Regions from separate parts of the Homo sapiens genome. Here region 1 is linked to region 2. Evidence: read pairs that join two places in POLR2A ChIA-PET (ENCODE). Cell type or tissue: Caco-2. All regions are shown on one strand. Links, peaks and the distances in the headings refer to the core of each region. The heading gives the core; the rest is flanking DNA.

Evidence for each region. Peaks named below come from ENCODE experiments on the same cell type or tissue, not always from the same donor. Only the 100,000 strongest peaks of a DNase experiment are listed, where the experiment ranks them.
Region 1: POLR2A ChIA-PET joins it to region 2 with 5 read pairs; 2 of 35 experiments call an interaction of 5 or more read pairs at or near these places.

Annotation. Positions count from the first base shown.
Region 1 is chr1:230,786,407-230,790,803 of GRCh38, reverse strand. It overlaps CAPN9 (calpain 9), which reads right to left. Exons shown (of 20, transcript NM_006615.3): 13 at 3,202-3,282; 14 at 615-672. The region is part of intron 1 of CAPN9-AS1 (CAPN9 antisense RNA 1); the gene reads left to right. Among named protein-coding and RNA genes, the nearest start is that of CAPN9-AS1, 6.6 kb to the left of the region's middle. In Caco-2, for the core only: no CTCF peak of the experiment used is centred there; no DNase peak of the experiment used is centred there.
Region 2 is chr1:230,947,068-230,951,464 of GRCh38, reverse strand. The region is part of intron 4 of TTC13 (tetratricopeptide repeat domain 13); the gene reads left to right. Among named protein-coding and RNA genes, the nearest start is that of TTC13, 30 kb to the left of the region's middle. In Caco-2, for the core only: no CTCF peak of the experiment used is centred there; a DNase peak (open chromatin) is centred at 2,387.

The sequences.
Region 1 (4,397 bases), core at 104-4,103, 160 kb after region 2:
GATTGTGTGTGTGTGTGTTTATTTTTAGTAGAGATGGGGTTTCACCATGTTGACCAGGCTGGTCTTGAACTCCTGACCTAGGTGATCCGCCTGTCTCGGCCTCCCAAAGTGCTGGGATTACAGGCGTGAGCCACCGCACCCGGCCTATGATTCCTTTTATATAAAATATTCAGAATATGTAAATAGAATCTATAGAGAAAGTAGATGAGTGGTTGCCTGGGGCTGGGGGAAATGGGTACAGGGTTAACACTGTTAATGGGTAAAGGGTTTCTTGTTGGAGTGATGAAACATTCTAACATTATATGTCTACGCATATGACACACATGTACATACATGCAGATACACATATGTTAAGAGTGGTTATTTATGGTGGTGAGATCATTTGTGACTATCTTTGTCATTAGGCTTTTCTGCATTTTTAAGAATTTTCTACTATAAACCTGCATCGTTTTTGGAATCAGGAAAACAAACAATGAAAGCTATTTTTAAAGTCTACCTACAAATCAGCCCTGGGAAGCAGATCTGCGGCTCGGAGGAGCAGGGAGGGGACCCAGGCAGTGTGGTCGCTTGTCCCTCCATAGGTGCCCCAGGACCCCGATGGGGTTGGCACTTACTCTTTTGCAGCACAGCATTTAAAACATACTCAAGTTCCTCTGCTGTCACCTCCATGTCCTGTTGAAGTGGAGACAATTGTTTGTTATAGCCCTTGGCACCTTCTTTTATAGTTTATTTTTGTTTTAAATCAGTTCTGAGCTTCATTTGGCTCCAGTGACAGACCAGCCTTCAGGACCCTGCTGTGGGCAGATGTACCTATCTCCTGTGTAGCTGCAGCTATGTGTCTCATATGTCACATGTTTTAGGGACATGCCAGCCCAACTAGGAGAGAGCCTAACTTGAGAGACATCCCAACCCAGGAAAGCGCATGAAAAGCTGGGCAGGGCAAGGCAGTGGTTTCCCAGCTTCCCTGAGGGTCAGAACCAACTCCTGGAATTGTCCTAAGCTCCTCAGATGATTCCTATGTTGGAGGCAGTTTGGGAAAACCAGACTGAGTCTTCCTCTGTACAGTAGAACCACCTGCAGAGCTTTAAAATAGTCCCGCATCTGGGGCTTACCCCAGGGAATCTTGAAATCAGAGGACCTGAGAATATGGTCCTATTTTTAAGACCTAGGAGTTGATTTAGAATTAAGAATAAGGGTGAATTTCAGAATCATGGATCTAAGGCACTCCAGGAAATCTCAGCAGCCCCCACCCCAGAAGCTGGTTAGAAATGGAGAGTCTCAGACCTTGCCCTGAGACTCAGGCTTTTTTTTTTTTTTTTTTTTTTTTTTTGATACAGGGTCTTGCTCTGTCATCCAGATTGGAGTATTAGTGGTGTGACCACAGCTGACTGCAGCCTCAATTTCCCATGCTCAAGCAATCCTCCTACCTCAGCCTCCCAAGTAGCTGGGACTATAGGCATGCACCACCATGCTGGGCTGATTATTTTTGCAGAGATGGGCTCTCCCTATGTTGCCCAGGATGCTCTTGACCTATTGATGAGGAATCTGTGTTTTTTTTCCCAGGATGCCCAGGTGACTTTATGCACATGTGTGTTTGAGTAGCACTGACATAGACCTCATTTTAGTCAGGGTTTTGCGCTAGCCGTGTGTTATGCTGTGGAGTGCTTCTAACACATGTCCGTCCTGAAGCCTCTGGGCCTGGGGAATGGGGGTTTGGGATGTTTGGTGTTGGTAAGAAAGCACTGCCCCAGCCAGGCCCCCACTGAAAGAGGAGGAAAGAGAAATGGAGCCATGTGCCCAAGTCATCCAACTACTTGGAAGAAAAGCAGGACATGAGTCAAGGAGGGCTGAACTCTAGAGGTACTTTTTGGTTGTTAATAAAGGTCGACTGAAACTCCTGCAACATTCACCGCTTCCCTTCCAAACTCTGGATCTCCATCTGACAACTTCTGCGCACCCGCATGAACCTCTTTAACTCCTCTGAGCCTGTCTTGCTGGGTCTGACCCAGCATGCTCCAGATAGCACCTGGAGCAGGGAGGTCACCACTGCCTTCCCCCCTCACCATGCTCTGTCCCGCCCAGGGCTGCGCTCAGCCACCTTCCTGCTGTGCTTTAAGCAGTCACATGAGCCCCCATTTTCTCCATCCGATCCTGTGGTCCCCTAATCTCCCTGCCTTGCCTGTTTATTGCAGTGCCTAATATACTACCATCAGACAGCCCCTAGGTTTAGATATCACCCCTCCAGGTGACCCCTTTCATAATTCAGGAACCCCAGTTTGGGGAAACACATGAAGCTAATAGAGTCATTAGCACCTTGACATGAATTAGTTCATCAGCTCATTGTATTTATGGCTCCAAGAGAGCACCTCTGGGGCAGTTTCTAGAAAGACTTCCCTCCCCTGACCCCAGCAGGTGGAGGAAGAGCCTGGATCTGTGTGAGGCTCCATCCAGTGTCCCTAAAAAGGAAGCTGAGCAGTGGAAAGAGCTAGGATAGGGTGGGGGACAGGAAGTTGCAATTGAATAGGGACCTCCTTGAACATGATCCCCTTTACTACAGCAAACAGAGTATTCTAATGGCAGTGATTTTCAGGCAGAGTTCAAAGGAGTCACCTCTTCAAGGCTTGCTCTAGCCTCCCAAAGAAAGCACCTGGGGCCAGGCGTGGTAGCTCATGACTGTAATCCCAGCACTTTGGGAGGCTGAGGCCAGAGGATTGCTTGAGCCTAGGAGTTTGAGACCAGCCTGGGCAACATAGCAAGACTCTTTATTATTTATTTTTTTAATTAGCTAAGCATGATGGCATGTGCCTATAGTCCCGGCTACTCAGGAAGCTGAGGTGATAGGATCTCTTGAGCCCATGAGTTTGAGGCTGCAGTGAGCTAGGCTTATACCACTGCACTCCAGCCAGGGTAAAAGAGTGAGACTCTGTCTAAAGCAAAACAGAACTAAAAAACAAAGCGTCTGGGCCTATTCCAAGCTTCTTTGGGCTCACTGGCCCCATCCACAGCCGCAGACTGTGTAAGTAAATGTTGTAAACAGGGTGGTCTTTGGGCCTTGAATGATCAGTGCTGGTCTTACTTTGCAACAAGCTCCATCATGCCTCAGGATGACGTTGCTGACCAACCCCACGACTGCAACCCTTTGCTAGGAAGCAGGTCCAGGCCCTCAGCCTGGTGGGGAGATGGAAGTGGGGCATGTCCTACCTCACCAGCGACTTGTTCAAACAGAGCCCGAAACCGCTGCTCCTCCTCTGTCTCCTGGTCAGGTGGAGTTGGCTTTGGAGGCTAAAAAACAGCCAAAGAAACTTGCACAAAATGATCCACAAAAAAGAAACATGACAAAAATAGCAGGAAAGAAGCCAGGAGCCTGTGTGCCCAGCCCCATGTCACCCTCCTGAGGCAGTGTGCACAAGCTGCGTCCTGTAGCGTGAGGAACATTTTCTCATGAAGGCTCTTTTAGAAGGTGAGACTAGAAGGACTTTATTAGCTGGACCTGTGGAGCCCTTCTGCCTTACAGACGAGGAGGCCAAAGGACCTTGACCCGTGCCTAAGTTAGGTCCTGGCCATTGGATTTTCATGCTTCCTGCCCTTCCTCTGGCTTACTTCTTACCACCCTGGACTGGAATGACTTACTTCATCATCTGTTTTGATAGCTGGTAAAATCGTTGAAGGCAAGAGTCTGTTTCTACCACTAAGCTCTGGGCTTGGTATATAGAAAGAGCTCAGTAAATGTTTTGGGTGATTTTTGGTTTCTTTGGTTTTTTAGCACCATTAATAAGCTGTGCCCCAGCATGGAACAGCAAATTCCCTCCTAAAAGCAGATCTCTGCTGTCCCTGGACGTGTCAGACTATTTCCAGCTATAGTATCTCAGGGCCTCTTGCGAGTCCTCCAGCCCTTGGACGAGGGTAAAGCCACCCCCATGTCACCCCTTCCACACCACATAACATAGGGGAGATGTAATGTGTTCCCCTGAGTCCACAGTAAAAAACATCTCCCTGCCTCTCTGGTTTTCTTTTCATTGATTAGATTTCTTAAAATACAATTAAAAGTCTACCCACTTCAGAAGCGGCAGCCTTCTCTCAGGTGGAGTTGGTAGTGTGAAAGTTATTGAGTCAAAATGAAGTCACTAATGTTAAGAAAACCCTGACAAATAGAGCTCGGGAAGGCCAGAAGGTTCTCATGCTTATTTGCCTGATAACAAAAATATCACAAAAGGCTGCAAAACCCACAACCTTTCACAGAGGCCCTCGCAACCATACACAAAAATACTTCTACCTCTGCCTAGCAACTGCCTGTCCAACATCAGACTGGCTTCACTTTTGTTATTGATCTTTGTAGCCAAGGATAATTATTTCAAAACAATTATGTAATCCTTCTCATTTTTTCTTTAAAAACCTTT
Region 2 (4,397 bases), core at 106-4,105:
TTGACAAATCTACAAAGTGGTAGCTATTCATGTACAGAATTTTTGGTTTTCTTGAGTTCATTAACTCTTGGCAATCTTTTTTTTTTTTTTAGACAGCTCATGAGCTCCAGTATGAAGCAGCAGAGCATGGAATATTATTCTGTTTATAGAAGCAGGCAACAAATGGGGACTCAGGGGCTTGGATTTTATTAGAATCACTGTTTTGATAAGCTCATTTAATATGATTTTCAAATCTACATATAAAGGGTATTTTAACTCCAGAATGACTTTTTGATATAAAGCTCTTATACCTTTCCTGTTGTCTTGGTTTCACCATCAGGTTACAAACCTGGGAAATATTTCCATAATCCTCGGTGTTTCAAAGTGTTTATTGGAATGTTTATTCCCTGTGGTTTGATTTTCCTTTACAGAAGTATCAAGGTTTCTAACTGAGCACAATGACAGGGTTTAATAGATGTTGGTCTGCATTGGAAACTCTTGATTTTTAAAGCTTATAAGTTAGTGTTGCTTCTATGCCAATGCCCTGAAGTCATTTCCATGTGTGTCAGTGCATCAGTAATAGTGTTCTTGAGTTGAAAAGTAGAACTTTTTCCTGATTTCTGTGCTGCTTTGGTCCTCATGCAGGGATGGGTTTAACATAAATGCTTCAACAATTTTATGAGATAATTTGGCCTTTGCTATTTATTATGTGACCTTGAGCTCATCTGATTTTGATCTGATTCCAGTGGAACTGAACTTGTAAAAGAATATTACTTCCTATTTTACATTAGCATACAAAATTGGAAACATTCCTCTGCATAGAATTTTAAATAACATCCTTTATGTAAATATGTGTGTTCGTCACTTAGGTGAAATCTAATCCTCATTACATTGCTTATCTACTGACTGTTTCGACTTGTTTGTTTTTAGATCCAGTGACTTCCCAGTTTTAATAAAAAAGCCAGCCTTGTAGTGGTAAATACAGTAAATACTGTAAAATTTAAAGTCACTATATAAGTAATGAAATGAGGATAATATATTAGACTCTTTTTTTTTTGCGAATTGAGACATCTAAGTAGACACAACACCATTTAGGCAACTGTTATACCATGATTTTGCAGTTGCATAAAGTAAAATTGGAAGATTGAAGTATTCATTTTCATTTCAGTCTTTTTAAGAGTATAGAAACTTTTTAAAGAAACTTTTTAAAAAGTTTCTGAAAACTTTATAAAGTATAAATATTATAAAAATATTTTGAAAAATTGCTCTTCAGAGCCTAATTTGTTTTTAGGAATAAACGTTGGTTTTTATTTGGAAAAACCCAATAATTTACTATGGCATTCCATAAAGAAAAGTTTTTGGCTTTTAGCTAATGATAGATAAAATAATAAATAAAGTTGTATCAACTTTTAAAAGTAATAAAATCTGTTATTTAAATTTAGGAAGGCTTAATACTAGACTGTAGATATAACAGCCACAATAATTATATGTCCTTCTTGACTGTTAGGAAAAAATTCTAAAAAGAAAGAATAAATTGGGCCGGGCGTGGTGGCTCAGGCCTGTAATCCCAGCACTTTGGGAGGCCAAGGCGGGCGGATCACGAGGTCAGGAGATTGAGACTATCCTGGCTAACATGGTGAAACCCCGTCTCTACTAAAAATACAAAAACAAAATTAGCTGGGCATGGTGGCTGGCGCCTGTAGTCCCAGCTACTCAGGAGGCTGAGGCGGGAGAATGGCGTGAACCCTGGAGGTGGAACTTGCAGTGAGCCAAGATCGCGCCACTGCAGTCCAGCCTGGGCGACAGCGAGACTTCGTCTCAAAAATAAAAAATAAAAAAAAAAGGAAAGAATAAATTGAATAGAGAAAACCTAAATACTTTACAGATAAGCACAGTAATCAATTCAGTGCTGTAGTAATGATGAGACCATGGGGTGACTTGAGGGGAGGCCCGTGCGAGGGCCTCTGTGTGGGGCACACATCCAATCCTGCAGTCAAGATGATGATGGCTACCTTTAGGAAGTTGTCAGTGTTCGGATATTTCAGCTGTTGCAAATTTTTGAATGGCTGTTTTTTTTTTTTAATTTAAAATTTTTATTACTATAAAAATGTTCCAGCTGCAAGAGCTGGAGGGCCACCATACGTCATTCACTGTGGCACATCTGTCATAGAGCTTTGCCTTCCTGTTACCCTGGATCGGGCTCTTGTTTTCCATTGACCTGCACCCCACTATTATTAGCCATGTTGTCCTGCTTGCTTCCCTTTGGGAAGAATAGGCTTAGCAGAGCTGACTTTGATCTGATAGGCAAATCTTTGTCTTCTGTGTTGGTTTTTGCTTGCTATTCCTAGTATGTGGCAAGAATAGCATGACTTTGCATGGTATTCCTAGCACATGGAACCTGAGATAGCTAACAGTAGGCCCTGAGTAAATAATTGTGGAATGAATGGCTGACATCCATACAGTGAACAGTGGGAATAAAGGAGAAGGAGCATATTTATTTTCCAGGGGCGTCTGGAAGGAATCCAAAGGTGGTGTTTGAACTGAGACTTAAGGGATCAAAGGAATTTCTTGGGGACCGAGGCAATGGGTGAGTGTTTCAGACAGAGGGGATAGCATTTGCAAATGCACTGCATTTGGGAAAGCATCTTGTATGTAGGGAATTATTAAATGATTCTGATTTCTAGGGTATGAAGTGAAGCTGGGTGTGGTGGCTCACGCCTGTAACCCCAGCACTTTGGGAGGTTGAAGCAGGAGGATTGCTTGAACCCAGGAGCTTGAGACCAGCCTGGGCAATAAAGTGAGACCCCCATCTCAACAAAAAAATTTTAAAATTAGCCTGGTGTGATCGTGCACTCCTATAGCCTCAGGTACTTGAAAGGCTGAGGTGGGAGTTTGAGCCCAGGAGTTTGAGGCTGTAGTGAGCTAGGCTTGCACCACTGTACTCTAGCATGGGTGACAGAGTGAGACCCTGTCTTTATGAAAAGAAAAAAAAAAAAGAGGAAGGAGATGAGGCTGAACAGTAAGCAGGAAAATGATTAATATTTTCTGCAGAGCCATTTAGATGTTACCTTTTTTTTTTTTTTTTGTATTGTGAGTTGCTACCCTTTAGTGGGTCCTGAAATTAATTGGCAAGTCAAGATTAGCACTTTTTTTTTTAAGTGAAATATGCTGGACTAGAAAATATCAGATTCCATTGTGTATAGGAAGTCCTAGGTATAACCTACTGAAACTGTTTTCTGATACATGTGTGTATATATTGTGCACATGTGTATGTGTGTACTGGATTGTAATGTAAAATGTATTTCAGTGATTTGGAGTTTAAAAAGTTTGAATGTCACTGTATTAGGTGTTGGGGAGTCACTGAATAATTTCAGTTAGGGAAATGATATGATGAGACTTTAGTGTTAGAAAGATAACTCTTGGTGTATATCTGGAGAATAGATAGGAAGAAATGGGAACAGGTAAGGTGATCACAGTATCCTAGGTGAGAGAGGAAGGCTTAGAATAGGGCAGTGGCTGATGGAGTGGGTGGGAGGATGCTGATCTGTTCAGGAGGTGAGATGGCCAGGATTTGGTGAGGGGTGTGTGACCTGGAGAGCAGGAGGATGCCAGAGCACCAGCCCCGGCCACGGGTGTGCGGGGATGCCAGTTGTATTTGTAGAATAACTGCTTATTTACATCTTTTTCTGATTCACCTCTTGGTCATCTGGAGTAAACTTTTTTCTGTTAGGAGAAAAGCAGCTTGGATAATATATTTTGAACCATAACAAATCTGAGCATAGGTTTGGTTCTTCCTGGAGATGTATGTTATCCTAAAGCAAGCTTGTCCAACCCATGGGCCACATGCAGCCCAGGATGGCTTTGAATGTGGCTCAACACAGCTTTGTAAAGTTTCTTAAAACATTATGATATTTTTTTTTTTTTAGCTCATTAGTTATCATTAGTGTTACGGTATTTTATGTGTGGCCTAAGACAATTCTTTTCCCAATGTGGCCCAGGGAAGCCAAAAGATTGGACACCCCTGCTCTAGAGGATGAGCTCACTGGGCTTACCGCCTCCCACCCCAGCCTGGCCAGGGTTCGGTTCGACTGTTGACTGTTCTGTCTTCTGGCTTTTTTGCTACAGAAAAGCATGACGCCAGTCTTACTTTTAATTCCTCATTAGGTTCCCTTTTTTCCTGCTCCCCTTTTCCCCCTGACACCTGTATCCTTTCTCCATCCAAACCACTTACTCTGCCTTCCTTTAAGCCAGGAAGAATACTTAAATGTTTAAAGTGCTTATCTCTGGGGGGGCAGGCTTATAGGGCTCCTTTACTTTCTGCTTGGTGCTTTTCTTCATTTTCTAAAATTTTTACAGGGAAACATGTATTACTTAAAACATACTTTTTTCTGATTATAAATGAGCATGTCTGTTTTAAA